Linked DNA regions of Homo sapiens: region 1 is linked to region 2. A link is a loop called in an ENCODE intact Hi-C map of the cell type or tissue named here. Cell type or tissue: A673. All regions are shown on one strand.

The links. A loop is a pair of places that touch in the nucleus more often than their neighbours do. Peaks named below come from ENCODE experiments on the same cell type or tissue, not always from the same donor. Only the 100,000 strongest peaks of a DNase experiment are listed, where the experiment ranks them.
Region 1: a loop joins it to region 2, with 2.8 times the contacts of the local background. A loop is called at or near these places in 8 of 110 quality-filtered maps.

The regions. Positions count from the first base shown.
Region 1 is chr2:152,020,996-152,028,995 of GRCh38, reverse strand. All of the region lies in intron 2 of CACNB4 (calcium voltage-gated channel auxiliary subunit beta 4), which reads left to right. Among named protein-coding and RNA genes, the nearest start is that of CACNB4, 74 kb to the left of the region's middle. RefSeq lists an enhancer at 2,796-2,865. In A673, a CTCF peak has its summit at 3,032 (motif pointing right); DNase peaks (open chromatin) are centred at 2,985, 3,235 and 3,675; H3K4me3 peaks cover 820 bases.
Region 2 is chr2:151,470,401-151,478,400 of GRCh38, reverse strand. It overlaps RIF1 (replication timing regulatory factor 1), which reads right to left. Exons shown (of 36, transcript NM_018151.5): 35 at 4,329-4,437; 36 at 1-3,544. The coding sequence ends at 3,330. Among named protein-coding and RNA genes, the nearest start is that of RIF1, 64 kb to the right of the region's middle. In A673, no CTCF peak of the experiment used is centred here; DNase peaks (open chromatin) are centred at 3,160 and 3,280; H3K4me3 peaks cover 1,525 bases; H3K27ac peaks cover 3,968 bases.

The sequences.
Region 1 (8,000 bases), 550 kb before region 2:
GCCTTAATCCATTTCTTCTGGATGGAATGTCTTCCCAAGCTACTTGGATTTTTCTTCTTCAAAGCTACTCAGAAGTGCCATCCTTTATGAAGCTTTCTTGGACAAATACTTTCTTTAGTTTTCCATCCCTAGCACTTGTACACAACAAAAATAGCTGGAGCATTTGTATATATTTATCATGTTTTGGCTAATACCCACTTGTGTGAGCTCCTTGTTGCTTATTAGATTTTAAACACTGTATGCAAGGATCTGCTCCTCCTTTCCTTGTGACTCTCCCAAATCTCACTGCAAGCTGTTCACCACGTGGTTATAAATGAAATGTTTTTGACCAACAGATTGCTCATTTGGTCTCAGCCTTGGTCAGATTCCAAGGAAAACAAATTAAAATAATACTCCCTTCTTCTTTCGCAGAAAGACAAATTTAAATGATATGGTTATATATAATCATTGTGATAACATGATTACATGATTATATCATTATCTAGAAATCATATAGGTTAAGTATTGAAAGGTGCAGTTATGGAGAGATTTGTCCACAGGCTACAGTAGAACTAGTTAGGCTTGTGCTGTTACACACGAAGGTATCAGTGGGTGTCGGGAGAATTCATGTTGACTCATTCGGGGCACATGTAAATCTGGGCCCTGATGAAGTACTTGTTCATGTTCCACTTCCATATTTTAGGTAATTTAAATTTTGTAGTGCAGCTTTTCCCAGTTGTGTCCTTTGCTGGTCTGGAGATGGCAGTAATCATGAACAAATCCACAACCCTTTGGTTCAGTATCCATCATCTGAATTCCTGGGGTTCCCAGTCCTAAATTGTTGCTTTGAGTTTAGAGGGGATTGTAGGTCATGCCCTCTTTGCTCTTCCCTCATCCCCTCATTTGATTAGGTTTCTGCTCAGGCGATCCTTGTCTTGTGATTGCCCTTGTAGAAGGGAGCAGGTGTCAACCTCTGACCTAAAATTTAGTTGTGATATTGAGGCTGAGGGTGCCACCTGTGCACTAAGAAGGTATAAAAAGATCTGTTACTCACAAATCGAAGCTCTCTGAGGAGAGCTGGGCAGGCTCTCAGGCAGGTTAGAAAATGGCTTGAGAGCCTCAAGGGCAACTGGCTTTGGCTTTTTTTTTTTTTTTTTTTTTTTTGAGACGGAGTCTCACTCTGTCGCCCGGGCTGGAGTGCAGTGGCAACAATCTCGACTCACTGCAACCTCCGCCTCCCGGGTTCAAGCGATTCTCCTGCCTCAGCCTCCTGAGTAGCTGGAATTATAGGCGTGCGCCACCAAGCCCAGGTAATTTTTGTATTTTTAGTAGAGACTGGGTTTCACCGTGTGGGTCAGGCTGGTCTCGATCTCCTGACCTCGTGATCCGCCCGCCTCGGCTTTGGCTTTTATGGTGGTCAGTGGTTTGGGCTGGGGCCAAAGCTTGTGTGGTTTGAGCTTCCCACTGGAGCCAAAGAGGTAGCACATGGCTTTCCTGTCACTTCCCTTGGTGTGAGTCAGGAGGGGAGGTGGCAGGGGAGGAGCTTGAAAACTCAGGGAGGCTTTCCTGACCATAACTTGTGAATACCTGATTTTATATTTAAAATCTATCTAATTACAGTTTCTTCTGCTAGATTGTAAGCTCTTTGATTTGTTCAGCATCCAATTTCCACAGCTGAGAACTGCCCCAGGCAGTCAGAGGCTCTCAGTAGATATTTGCTGAAACAATACAAAGGAGATGAAGGAGTGGCCAGAAAAATGGGAGGAGGTGCCTGAAAGCCAACAGAAGAAATGATTCTAAGAAAGGAGGAATGTGGCTGGGAGCCCTGGCTCACGCCTGTAATCTCAACACTTTGGGAGGCTGAGGTGGGCGGACCACCTGAGGCCAGGAGTTTGAGACCAGCCTGGCCAACGTGGACCCTGTCTCTACTAAAAATACGAAAATTAGCCGGGCATGGTGGCATGTGCCTGTAATCCCAGCTACTGAGGAGGCTGGGGTAGAAGAATCGCTTGAACCCAGGAGGTGGAGGTTGCAGTGAGCTGAGATTACACCACTGCACTCCAGCCTGGGTGACAGAGTGAAACTCCGTATCAAAAAAAAAAAAGAAAGATAATTGTGTCAAATGCTGTCAATGGGTCAAGTTAGATGAGCCCAAGATTCCCCAATGGACTTAACAATATGGATACCATTGGTGACCTCAGTAAGACCAGTTTTGGTCTGGAGTAGTGAGCAGAAAAGCCTTATTGGAATGGGTTCAAGAGAGAATGGAAAGATTGAAGTTAGAGTCAGTTAATATGGACAATTCTTCTAGGTACTATAGCAGTAAAAGGGAGTGGAGGCCGAGTGCAGTGGCTCATGGCTGTAATCTCAGCACTTTGGGAGGCCGAGGCAGGCAGATCACCTGAGGTCAGGAGTTCGAGCCCGGCCAACATGGAGAAACCTCATCTCTGCTAAAAGTACAAAAATTAGCTGCGCGTGGTGGCATGCACCTGTATTCCCAGCTATTCAGGGGGCTGAGGCATGAGAATCGCTTGAGCCCAGGAGGCAGAGGTTGCAGTGAGCAGAGATGGCACCACTGCACTCCAGCCTGGGTGACAGAGCGAGAACCTGTCTCAAAGAAGAAGAAAAAAAAAAAAAGGGACTAGAGAAGTGGAGCCCAGAGAGGGTTTTTATTAATATGATAGCATGTTTATATGTTGACGCTGATGGAAACAGTCCAGTGGAAAGGAAGACGCTGAAGATTCAGGAGGGAAGGAGGAAAATTGCTGGGGCCCTGTCCTGGAGTAAGATCCAGTGCTCGAGTGGAAGGGCCGGTCTGTAAGGGATTTGGTCAGTTTGTTCACAACAACGAGAAAAGGCAGAGTGTGTGAACCCACTGCAGGTAAGAGGGGAGATGTGGTTCACTTCTGGTAGCTCCTAGGAAGCTCTGTGGACATTCATGCCAAGTGACTTGTGGTGGCCTCGGCCCTGCGCCTCCAGAGGTGTCGGCTGCATCAGCACCTGCAGGGGGCGCCCTGTGCACGTCCTGTTCTCACATCCTCTTTACTAAACACGGAGATAGATGGAGCAACCCTCCCGCTGCAAACACAGCTCTTCACAGCTCTGACGTTTTTCTACTATACTGCAAACACATCTGTAATCACATTTAAAAATAAATCCACACAAGAAAAATTCACTGTTTCTTGTATAACAAGTGTAACTGTGACTTCTGAGACAACGCTGAACATTTTCTGAAATCTTGTCAAAAACCACACGGGGGCACTATTCCTTTAAAATACACAGTACGGTATGTCCAATTTTGATGACTGAAACAGTGGCATCTTTGAAGTTCAATTTCCTGAAGTTTATTTTCCTTTTAGAAGAGAGGCTGTTGTGTCACAATAACAAAATATTTTCTGTACTTCATAGATGATTTGAGATATTCCAAACTCCTAGATTTTTTATTTAATCTGGCCCCTGGGCAATCATTCTTTTAGTGTTACAGCCACTTCCTTTGCATTTAAGGCACAATGCATATTTGTCTTATTTCTGCTCTTTCTTATGCTTACAATAGAGGCTGTGAGCTAGCAGCGAGTCCAGTTTGTGCTCATATCTGGAATAAGGTTGTCTGAAGTAGACAGTTTGAGAGAAAATGTCGTTGTCTTTCTTGGTTCTCATTCCACCGTTCCCCAGCTCTCGCCTCTGAAGCTTGAGCTATTACACTTTTTATGACAGGAAAGAAAAAATTAAGTCTTTTGAACAATTTCCTGTTTTCAGGAAAGCTATCAAACTTAATTTACACATATGAAAGAAGAGGTTTCAGAGGTAGTGTAGGATTAGGAGAATAGAATTTGCTCACTGTCTAGCAATAGATAAGCTAGTATTTGCAAATAATTTAGCCAAAATGACAAATTAGTTGAAAGTTAATATCGGGCCTCAGATTTCTGGTTTTGCAAAATTTATTTATTATTTTTATTTTTTTGAGACAGAGTCTCACTCTGTTGCCCAGGCTGGAGTACAGTGGTGTGATCTTGGCTCACTGCAACCCCTGCCTCCCAGGTTCAAGTGATTCTCCTGCCTCAGCCTCCCGAGTACCTGGGATTACAGGCACGTGCCACCACGCCTGGCTAATTTTTGTATTTTTAGTAGAGATGGAGTGTCGCCATGTTGGCCAGGCTGGTCTTGAACTCCTGACCTCAGGTGATCTGCCCACCTTGGCTTCCCAAAGTGCTAGGATTACAGGCGTGAGCCACCACGCCTAGCCCTGGTTTTGCAATATTTAAATGTGTGATGCCCACCATATTGTTGCAAACAATGGCAAGTCCCTAAGGGTGTAGCAGCCTTCCATTGTGTAATGATTTGCTTGTGGGGAAATATACAATGATGCTGTGGATCCCTATCATAGTTGGTATGCTATGTTAGTAAGCAACTATTGGGGCAAGTATTTCTTACTGCTTTGTTTCACAATTCAAAGCCAAAGTAATACATAATCTTTTAGTGCCATTTTTTAGGGCTATCCAATAAGAAAATTACATTGTTGTCTATGCAAAGGCTTTATGGAAGCTACTTAAATATAAAAGAAACAGACAAACAGAAATGATCAAGAGTAGCCATTGTCAGCTAAATAATTACAAAATCAGTCTGCATATATTCATTTTTTAACCACTTTGTATTTTGCTCAATTTACCTTGAACTGGTAAACAATTAGTTCTTTTTTTGAGACAGCTCTGTTGCCCAGGCACAGAGGTACAGTGGCACGCATTCATAGCTCACTGCAACCTTAAACTCCTGGGCTTAGTTTGTCCTTCCATCTCAGCCTCCTGAGTAGCTAGGACTACAGGCACGTGACACCATACCTGGCTAATTTTTATTTGTATTTTTTGTAGAGACAGGTCTCATTATATTACCCAGGCTGGTCTTGACCTCCTGGCCTCAAGCAATCCTCCTCCTTCAGCCTCCCAAAGTGTTGGGCTTGCAGGCGTGAGCCACTGTGCCCAGCCAACACTGGTTCTTAAACTAAACATGTTAGGGTGCTCCTGATATTTTAAGCACTCCTACCACAATCCATTCATTGTGCTTCTTCATCTTAAATGTAAATTGTCACCATGGTAAACAGATATGTGCCTCCAGGACACAGTTCTAATTGATCTGTGCTTTTAGAGTTTCTTGTTTTGACTTTGTGATAACATAAATGTTTTCAATTCGTTGAGTTGTACGCCTAAGTTGTTGTTTTCACACATTGCTTCGGTGGAGGAAAGCTATTTAAAATGTAAGTCCAGAAATTCATATTAAATGCTATTACTGGCTGGGTGTGGTGGCTCACGCCTGTAATCCCAGCACTTTGGTAGGCTGAGGCAGGCGGATCACCTGAGATGAGGAGTTGGAGACCAGCCTGGCCAACATGGTGATACCCTGTCTCTACTTAAAATACAAAAATTAGCTGGGCGTGGTGGCAGGCGCCTGTAATCCCAGCTACTTGGGAGGCTGAGGCAGGAGAATTGCTTGAACCCGGGAGGCAGAGGTTGCAGTGAGCTGAGATCGCGCCATTGCATTCCAGCCGGGGGGACAAGAGTGAGACTTTGTCTGACCAAAAAAAAAAAGCACCTCTCACTTTTACGGTGGCCTTTATCCAGAGCGCATTCTCTTTGTCCAAACTTATTTCAGTTTTATTTTTCTTGGGCCTCCTTGATATGGTTTGGCTCTGTGTCCCCACCCAAATCTCATCTCGAATTGTAATCCCCATAATCCCCACGTGTTGAGGGCAGGGCCTGGTGGGAGGTGATTGGATCATGGGGGCAGTATCCCCCATGCTGTTCTCCTGATAGTGAGTTATCACGAGATCTGATGGTTTTATAAGGGGCTCTTACCCTTTCACTTGTTTGTGCTCGCTCATGCTCTCTCTCTTCCCCCTTCCTTTCTCTCACCCCCTCATGGACCCCCTGCACCTGTCACCATGTAAGACATGCCTCTTCCCCTTCTACCATGATTGTAAGTTTCCTGAGGTTTTCCCAGTCTTGCAGAACTGTGAGTCAATGACACCTCTTTTCTTTATAAATTACCCAGTCTTGGGTATGTCTTTGTAGCAGTGTGAAAACAGACTAATATGTTCCTTAACTTTTCCAAGTGTAAATATTGTCAAACAACCTCAAAACAACCCTAAATTCCTTTACCCTGATCATCTGGGTTTTAATGATTACAGTTTTGAGTCCTGTACATGATCAAGTAGGAGAGTTGTGGCAACAACATTGTAGGTGATGGGGGTGCTGTGGATCCCAGTAGAATATTATGCTTTCTATGATTCTTTGCTTTATGTTATTTCATTAAGGAAAAATCATACCAAGAGTCTAAGTGTAGGAGGTAAACATGCATATTGCATGGAGGACTGAAACAAATGTAGAGATTGCAGGTCATTAAAATAAAGCCCATGCTTTCGTATATGCAAATCAAGCATATTTTAAAAATAGAGATCTGTGACATGCTGGTATCTCTTTGAAAGGAATATTGCACTTCTTGTCCAACTTAAAACCAGGGAATTTTAGAAAAATTGTAGCAATAGGGATTATTCTTGATTACTGCTGATGTTTTTATATTGTGTTTGACTAAATTAGTTGCTTTTTGCAAAGCACTCTGAAGCACTTCGCTTTTATATCATTGGAGACATGGATTGTGTCCTTTGTGAAATAGTTATTGGTTTCACATTCCCTCCACCACTTCTCCTTGATGGCTACGGGCTGAGTATGATTCATCTCTGTCCTTCACTCATGGTATAATGAATGGTGAACAGTAAACAAACAGGGCTTATTTGTAGGAGTGAAATTAAGGGTAGCAGTTTGAGTGGTGTATATTTGGTTGAAGATGATGCAGAGGTGGTTGAAGGGGAGAGATGCAAGTAATAGGCAATAAGCCGATTGCCAAAGAGAGGAGGAGAGAGGTTCTTTGTTTCCCCAAGGCTTACTTGATGAGCTCATGTGCAGTCACTACAACTGTGAAGGAACTTATCTGTAAATGTGCTTTTTAATACAACTTTGGATGCTGGATCAAAATGACATGTTTAAAGATTAGACGCTTATACTTCTTGAATGTATATAGCCTTGACTTTAAATACCTATTCTAGTAGAGAAAATCTTTTCAAGAAGAAGATAAAACGTAAAAAGCCAATGTTCAGCAAGATAAAAGAATAAGCTGTATCCTTTCTTAAGAGTTAGATGTGAGAGTTGAATTAAGAAAGAAAAAAAGAAACATCAAATTACTTTTAGCTTTTCAGTTTTCTTCCTTTCATGTTTAAGATTCAGTGTCTAGTTCCTTGTGAGTTGTCTCCAATTCTGTGAAGTCTAAATCTAATGGTATTTTTATCCTTGATAAAGCATCATTGATTTACATACGTATGAGAAGGGGAAAAAGAGACATTGTTTTATTATTTAGAATGAATGTCAAATATTTATGCAAGTTTTGACAGTATTTTCAAAAGCAAAATATTTTCATATGAAGAGATTTTTCACCATGTTTTCACCAATAGTCTACTGAAATTTTGAGGCAAATCAAATGTTAAGAGATTATGGGTTGATGCAATGAATATGCCTGTTTTTATTGAGTCAAACTTTGGCTGCCAGAAGGGTAACATTACTCCTTATTTGAAGTTTTAACCCTTTGAGTATCTGACCTATAATTTTTTTAAATTTGAAATCATTCTAAAATGGATTATGTGTTTTTCTGCTTGCTTAAATATAAGGTAGAGAATATAGTTTGAAAAAAAATTGTTTTAATGTTTCAGAGTTATGTATTTATTTATTTTGAGATGGAGTCTTGCTGTGTCACCAGGCTGGAGCGCAGTGATGCAATCTCTGCTCACTGCAACCTCCGCCTCCCGGGTTCAAGCGATTCCCCTGCCTCGGCCTCCAGAATAGCTGGGACTACAGGCGCTCGCCACCACACCTGGTGTGGTGTATTTTAGTAGAAACGGGGTTTCACCACGTTGGCCAGGATGGTCTCAATCTCCTGACCTCGTGATCCACCCGCCTCAGCCTCCCAAAGTGCTGGGATTA
Region 2 (8,000 bases):
AATTCTCATGTCTCAGCCTCCTGAGTAGCTGAGATTACAAGTATGCGCCAACATGCCTGGCTGGTTTTTGTATTTTTAGTAGAGACAGGATTTCGCCACATTGTTCAGGTCAGTTTTGAACTCCTGGGCCAAAGTGATCCACCTGCCGGGCCTTCAGTCATGCTTTTAATGTGCGGGTTTAAATCCTGTTTTTGCCTGTATTATCCAACAGCATTATTTAACCTGATTCATCCTTTAACTATTTGGAATTAGAGTAAAGCTCCATATGATTCAACAATGGTTTTCAAACTTGTACAAGTGGCAAAGCAGCTTTAACAATGAGGTCACTGAAATATTGAAAATTTAAATCCACTCTAAAATCCAAAATAGATTTCATAGATATGGAAATGATGGGCCAGGAGCGGTGGCTCACGCCTGTAATGCCACCATTTTAGGAGGCTGAGGCAGGTGGATATCTGAGGTCAGAAGTTTGAGACCAGCCTGGCTGACATGGTGAAACCCCGTATCTACTAAAAATACAAAAATTAACCAGTGGTGGTGGCAGGCACCTGTAATCCCAGCTATTTGGGAGGCTGAGGCAGGAGAATCGCTTGAACCCAGGAGGTGGAGGTTGCAGTGAGCTGAGATCGTACCACTGCACTCCAGCCTGGGCAGCAAGGGCGAAAACTCCACCTCAAAAAAAAAAGAAAATGGCCAGGTGGGGTGGCTCACGCCTGTAATCCCAGCACTTTGGGAGGCCGAGGCAGGCGGATCACGAGGTCAGATCAAGACCATCCTGGCTAACACAGTGAACCCCTTCTCTACTAAAAATATAAAAAATTAGCCGGGCATGGTGGCGGGCACCTGTAGTCCCAGCTACTTGGGAGGCTGAGGCAGGAGAATGGTGTAAACCTGGGAGGCAGAGCTTGCAGTGAACCGAGATCGCACCATTGCACTCCAGCATAGGCAACAGAGCAAGACTGTGTCTCAAAAAAAAAAAAAGATACTACATGACAATCCTGTATGCCACTAGTTTTTTCTTCTTAAATATGCATAAGACAATTAAGACACATTTGAGTGTTATTATGATCTGACATTTGTTTTATTAACCATTAGAAAAGATCTGAAAAAACGAATTCCATTTTAATAGTGAGACAACACAGTAGAGCTAATCATGGAATATTAATGTTTTGCTATTCGGGAATTACTAAGGGGGAAATTTGCAGGAAACTTTAAGGCAAGAATATTGCAAATAAGTTGCCAAAAATATATGCTTATAGCCATAGCAAAATGAAGATTTAGCATGCTTGTCTTTGCTCCCAAATATTTTTAAATGCAGCTTTATTAAACTATAATGTTTTTAAAATTAATACTTGTGCTTATATAAAATTCAGTGATTTAAGTACATGATACTCATTTGGTCACATTTTCTGCTATTACTGTTCGGCTTCCCAAGAATTTCATTCAATCAGCAAGTTTAGTTCACACAAACGTTAAGGCACAGAGTCATGAAACGAACTGATTTTAATTCTGAAGTGTGTTAAAGTAATCTGCTCCCCTCTGCCCCAAACACATATACATAGCTGCTTATTCATACCTGTTTGCTAAAAACTCATGTGCACCTCCTTACGGTTAAATATAATTTGGGAAATTAATGATGTAAAATGTAAATCATAATTATAATTCCTTTTAAGGAAATTAGTATTTTTCTTTAGTTACTTCAAGCCACAATCCTTAATTCAATGATCCCAGAATTCTTTACAAAACCATCCTTGGTATATGAATATCTTAGACCCAAAAATATCTGTGATTATGATGAATTTATGATGATGAAAAAAGACACCAACTTTTATAGAGATCCCTGAATATACGAGAGCTAAGGAGGCACAAGGATTAAACTTTCTATGACTTGCTGTAGAATGTGTGCCTTGCTAAGTAGGGATTAGCTTCTGAATAAAATGTGAAAACTGAGATCACTCACTCATTCTATTCAAAGAAGAAGTGAGATATACTGTCAGTTAAAAAGATGAAACAAATATGGGAAGTCAGGCACTAATATTAGTTGGCAAATTTTACAAAGGTTTTAATTACATACCTCTTTAAAAAAAGAAAACCTAGGCAACACAGACATATATTAAAAACATCAGTTTCAAATTTCTTCCAAGTTTGCTTTTAAATGAAGGTTTAAAAAGCAGATCAACTCTAGATTTTGTAGTCCAACTTGCTGTGAAATACTGAAACTAACTTTCCTTTAAGAAATCTTAAGGAGGCACACTTTCTAGTGGTGATACCCTCCTCCAAACCAAAAGTAGTAAGAAGGTAAGGGTATGAACAGCAAAGTTGTGTAACATTTTCTTATTTCTATAATTTTACTTATTCTGGATACTTTTAGAAAATAAACTCATGTTTTAACTAAGACTGTTAACCAAGTACAAAACTATTTGTTGTTGCATTTGCAGATACAGTATCCTACAAATATGTGCAGCAAGCCCATGAAGCACTTCCACCGTCGATACTGATATTTCAGTATTTAATATATACAAAATGTTTCTATTGAACAGAACCAAGGTATTCACAATAAGCTGCAGAAAAACCCATGCAATTAACAAAGAATGAAATTTATAAATTAAAAACATTGTCGTCTATACATAATGTACAATCATGCATTTAAAAATGAATACTATACGTCTCATAAGAATAAATTTTCAGTCAACTGCTGCTGCATGAATATTTGCTAATGCAAATGAATAAAATCTTAGTAAATTCTGCATTAATATTTTAACCGCCAGAAGTTGAAACTTTTCTCATTTTTCTTGAAAGCTGTCCAAAGTTGACATATGCAGGAAAAATTCAAATTCTTTCGCATTTCATTTGAGGTTTTTAACCAGTAACAAACTTCCTAAACCTCAGTCCCAACAAACATGAATTAAACAAACCAACAAACAAAAATATAAACACCTTTATCAGTTCAGCAAAAATTCAAATAAAAATGTTCAATTTTACTTAAAGTATTTTACATGTTTCACCAGAATATGCACGGGTTTAAGAAAGCATGAAATAAAATGTAAGTTCTGTTACTAGTTTTGCTTTCACATCTCAGTAAGATAATTAAATTTCCTGAAAAACCACGCATAGCAGCCAAGAATACATATTATGAAAAAAAAAAGGATCTTACATAATGAACTTACAAAATTGAACTTACATAATAAGTCACTGTCCTTCAGGGTTTGAAATGTTATCAACTTTGCAAAGAGTCTCTTCTTTGAAATTGTGCTATTATTTCAGAACTTGTTTCCTCAATCAAGAAATCCAGTGATGTTTAAAAAAACCTTCAATTTTCTCTGAAAATACTAAATAGAATTTTCATGGGATGGTGATCTCCAACGTGACTGTAGATTTTTTATTACAGAGTTTGCCATACAACTTAGTTTCTCGTGCATTTCAAATAGTTGGCTTCCTGAATAATTATGAAGATCTTCTGAATCCAGCTGAAGAGCAAGAGCACTAATCTGTGCCAGAAGGTTTTTGGATAATGGAATTTCTAAAGCAACAGGATCAATTATATCTAAAAGAGAAAAAAAAAACCACAATTAAATCTATACCAGACAAAAATTAAATTTTTTACATGATCTTTTAAGTTAGTCCAAGTGCCTAGGTTTCAAATTGAGAGAGCAGGCTTAAGTCTTCATGAGGACAAGCACACAAAAAAATCTACCAGAGCTGCCGCTGCTGCTTATTATTATTATGAGATGGAGCCTCATTCTATTGCCCAGGCTGGAGTGCAGTGGCGTAATCTCAGCTCACTGCAACCTCTGCCTCATAGGTTCAAGCCATTCTCCCGCCTCAGCCTCCCAAGTAACTGGGATTACTGGCATGCACCACCACATCCAGCTATTTTTTGTATTTTTAGTAGGTGCTGGGTTTCATGTTGCCCAGAGTGGTCTCGAACTCCTGACCTCAAGCGATCCACCCACCTTGGCCTCCCAAAGTGCTGGGATTACAGGCGTGAGCCACCATACCCAACCTACCACTGCTTATTATTCTGTGCTATTCTCATAGATTATTCTGTGCTATTAAAGAAATTTAAAAATGGTAGACTACTTCATTTATTAATATAACTAGAAGAGAAAGTGTATAGTTTAAATCCTTGAGACCTTGATGGAGAAGTTGACAAGAAAAACAAGTAGACACATTTGATGTCCAATCGGTTAGTTTTTCATATACTTCACATTAAACATAAAATAATTGTTGAAATAAGGCATGGTCAAATCAGACTAAAAAAAATAACATATTTCAAGAAAGTCAGCTGATCTTCTAAATAAAATTATCCCACTTTTGCTAAAATATACCTGAGACAAGTCTTTCTTCATCAGGTGACAAAGATTTATTTTCTATTCCATTTACTGTTTTTTCAGAAATATCAAAAACTGGAATCTCTTCTAGTCCACGAGTCTTCACCTTGATTACAGTTGGAGCAGAAAAAAACGCAAAACAACAACAACAACAAATTGAAACTTTACTTTTAATAGGAGTAATAGTACAAACACTGGAAAACATTGCATAGAACCTATGTTCTACCACCCATCACAATTAAGAGCTAATACTGCTAAGAAAGTAGGTTCTAACTACACAAAATAAAGCATTACAAAGTATTTCCTCAAAGAGAGGGTTAGAATTTAACAATATTTCATAATGGTTTTCTCAGGAAATATAGCCATGGCAGCTAAGAAAATTACATTCTATTTCCCAAGTTTAAGAATGTGGTATAAAAAAGTCTATACCAGAGATTTCCAAGCTTAAATAAAATATAGAATTTTTTTAAAAAAAAGAACACAATTTTCTGGCTGGGAGCAGTGGCTCACCCCTGTAATTCCAGCACTTTGGGAGGCCAAGGTGGGTAGATCACTTGAGGTCAGGAGTTCAAGACCAGCCTGGCAAACATAGTGAAACCCCCTTCTACAAAAAACACAAAAATTACGGTGCCTGTAATCCCAGCTACTCGGGAGGCTGAGGCAGGAGAACTGCTTGAGTCCAGGAGGTGCAGCTGCAGTGGGCCGAGATCATGCCCCACCTGCACTCTGGCCTGGGTGACAGTGACACTGTATTTAAAAAAAAAAAAAAAAAAAAAAGGATACAATTTTCTTAAGTGTTCCTAGGACGTATGGACCACTGATTGAGAAAATACTAAGTTCAGAAAGTTAACTTTCTGAAAATAATAAGTTCAGTAACCACATGACTCAGCAATTCCACTTCTAGGTATATATACAAGAGAAATGAAATCATCTATCCATATAAAAACTTGCAGACACAGCAGCATTATTCGTAATAGCAAATGGTGGAAACAACCCAAATGTCTGTCAACTGGATAAACAAAATGTGGTATATACATATAATGCATATTATTCAACCAAAAAAAGTCCAGGACCAGATGAATTCACAGCCGAATTCTACCAGAGGTACAAAGAGGAGCTGGTACCATTCCTTCTGAAACTATTCCAATCAATAGAAAAAGAGGGAATCCTCACTAACTCTTTTTATGAGGCCACCATCATCCTGATACCAAAGCCTGGCAGAGACACAACAAAAAAAGAGATTTTTAGACCAATATCCTTGATGAACATTGATGCAAAAATCCTCAATAAAATACTGGCAAAACGAATCCAGCAGCACATCAAAAAGCTTATCCACCATGATCAAGTGAGCTTCATCCCTGGGATGCAAGGCTGGTTCAACATATGACAATCAGTAAACGTAATCCAGTATATAAACAGAACCAAAGACCAAAACCACATGATTATCTCAATAGATGCAGAAAAGGCCTTTGACAAAATTCAACAACACTTCATGCTAAAAACTCTCAATAAACTAGGTATTGATGGGACGTATCTCAAAATAATAAGAGCTATTTATGACAAACCCACAGCCAATATCATACTGAATGGGCAAAAACTGAAAGCATTCCCTTTGAAAACTGGCACAAGACAGGGATGCCCTCTCTCACAACTTCTATTCAACATAGTGTTGGAAGTTCTGGCCAGGGCAATCAGGCAAGAGAAAGAAATAAAGGGTATTCACTTAGGAAAAGAGGAAGTCAAATTGTTCCTGTTTGCAGATGACATGATTGTATATCTAGAAAACCCCGTTGTCTCAGCCCAAAATCTCCTTGGGCCAATAAGCAACTTCAGCAAAGTCTCAGGATACAAAATCAATGTGCAAAAATCACAAGCATTCATATACATCAATAACAGACAAACAGAGAGCCAAATCATGAGTGAACTCCCATTCACAATTGCTTCAAAGAGAATAAAATACCTAGGAATCCAACTTACAAGGGACGTGAAGGACCTCTTCAAGGAGAACTACAAACCACTGCTCAATGAAATAAAAGAGGACACAAACAAATGGAAGAACATTCCATGCTCATGGATAGGAAGAATCAATATTGTGAAAATCGCCATACTGCCCAAGGTAATTTATAGATTCAATGCCACCCCCATCAAGCTACCAAGGACTTTCTTCACAGAATTGGAAAAAACTACTTTAAAGTTCATATGCAACGAAAAAAGAGCCCGCATTGCCAAGTCAATCAGAAGCAAAAAAGACAAAGCTGGAGACATCATGCTACCTGACTTCAAACTATACTACAAGGCTACAGTAACCAAAACAGCATGGTACTGGTACCAAAACAGAGATATAAGCCAATGGAACAGAACAGAGCCCTCAGAAATAATACCACACAGCTACAACCATCTGGTCTTTGACAAACCTGACAAAAACAAGAAATGGGGAAAGGATTCCCTATTTAATAAATGGTGTTGGGAAAACTGGCTAGCCATATGTAGAAAGCTGAAACTGGATCCCTTCCTTACACCTTATACAAAAATTAATTCAAGATGGATTAAAGATTTAACTGTAAGACCTAAAACCATAAAAGCCCTAGAAGAAAACCTTGGCAATACCATTTGGGACATAGGCATGGGCAAGGACTTCACGTCTAAAACACCAAAAGCAATGGCAACAAAAGCCAAAATTGACAAATGGGATCTAACTAAACTAAAGAGCTTCTGCACAGCAAAAGAAACTACCATCAGAGTGAACAGGCAACCTACAGAATGGGAGAAAATTTTTGCAATCTTCTCATCTGACAAAAGGCTAATATCCAGAATCTACAAAGAATTATTCAACCTCAAAACGGAAATTTTTGAGGATAAACCTTGAAAACATTATGCTAAGTGAAAGAAGCCATTCACAAAAGATCACAAGTTGTACGACCCCACTTTTATGAAATATCCAGAATAGGCAAATCTATAGAGGAAAAGTAGGCATTGGCTGGACAGTGGAAATGAGGAGTGATAGCTAATGGGTCAGTGTTTCTTCTCTGGGTGATAAAAAAAAAGATTCAAAATTAGATCATGGGGAATATTATTTAACTCTGTGAATATATTAAAAACTAACTGCACCCATAGGGTAGGTGAATTTTACACGATGTAAATCATATCTTAATGAAGCTGTTAAAAAAAACCTAATTCTCATAGACTTTCCCAAGACCCATGGAAACTGAGTAAGAAAATACTTTAGAAACTAAATTCAATCTGTGAGACAGAAAATTACTAGTAGTATTGGTTTTCTGAGTAACCAGTTAATGAATGTTTAGAAGATCACAAATAAGTTAATATAAAATCAAGGACCTTCAAGAATACAGCAGAAGTCTTCAGTGGCTGGCAAACCCCAGGTCTGAGAAATTCTGATTCAGAACACTGCTTATTCTATTTTTCATTTATTCAAAACTTCTGATACAGGTTGAGTATGCCTACTCCAAAAATGGAATCTTTTTTGGATGGAATGGAATCCAAAATTTGAAGCTTTTTGAGCACTGACATGATGCCCAAATTCTCTAATGAGCGTTTTGGATTTACAGATTAGGGCTGCTAAACTGGCAAGTAGCTGCATAATGCAAATATCTCAAAATCGAAATAAATCTGAAGTCCAAAACATTTCTGGTCCTAAGCAATTCAGATAAG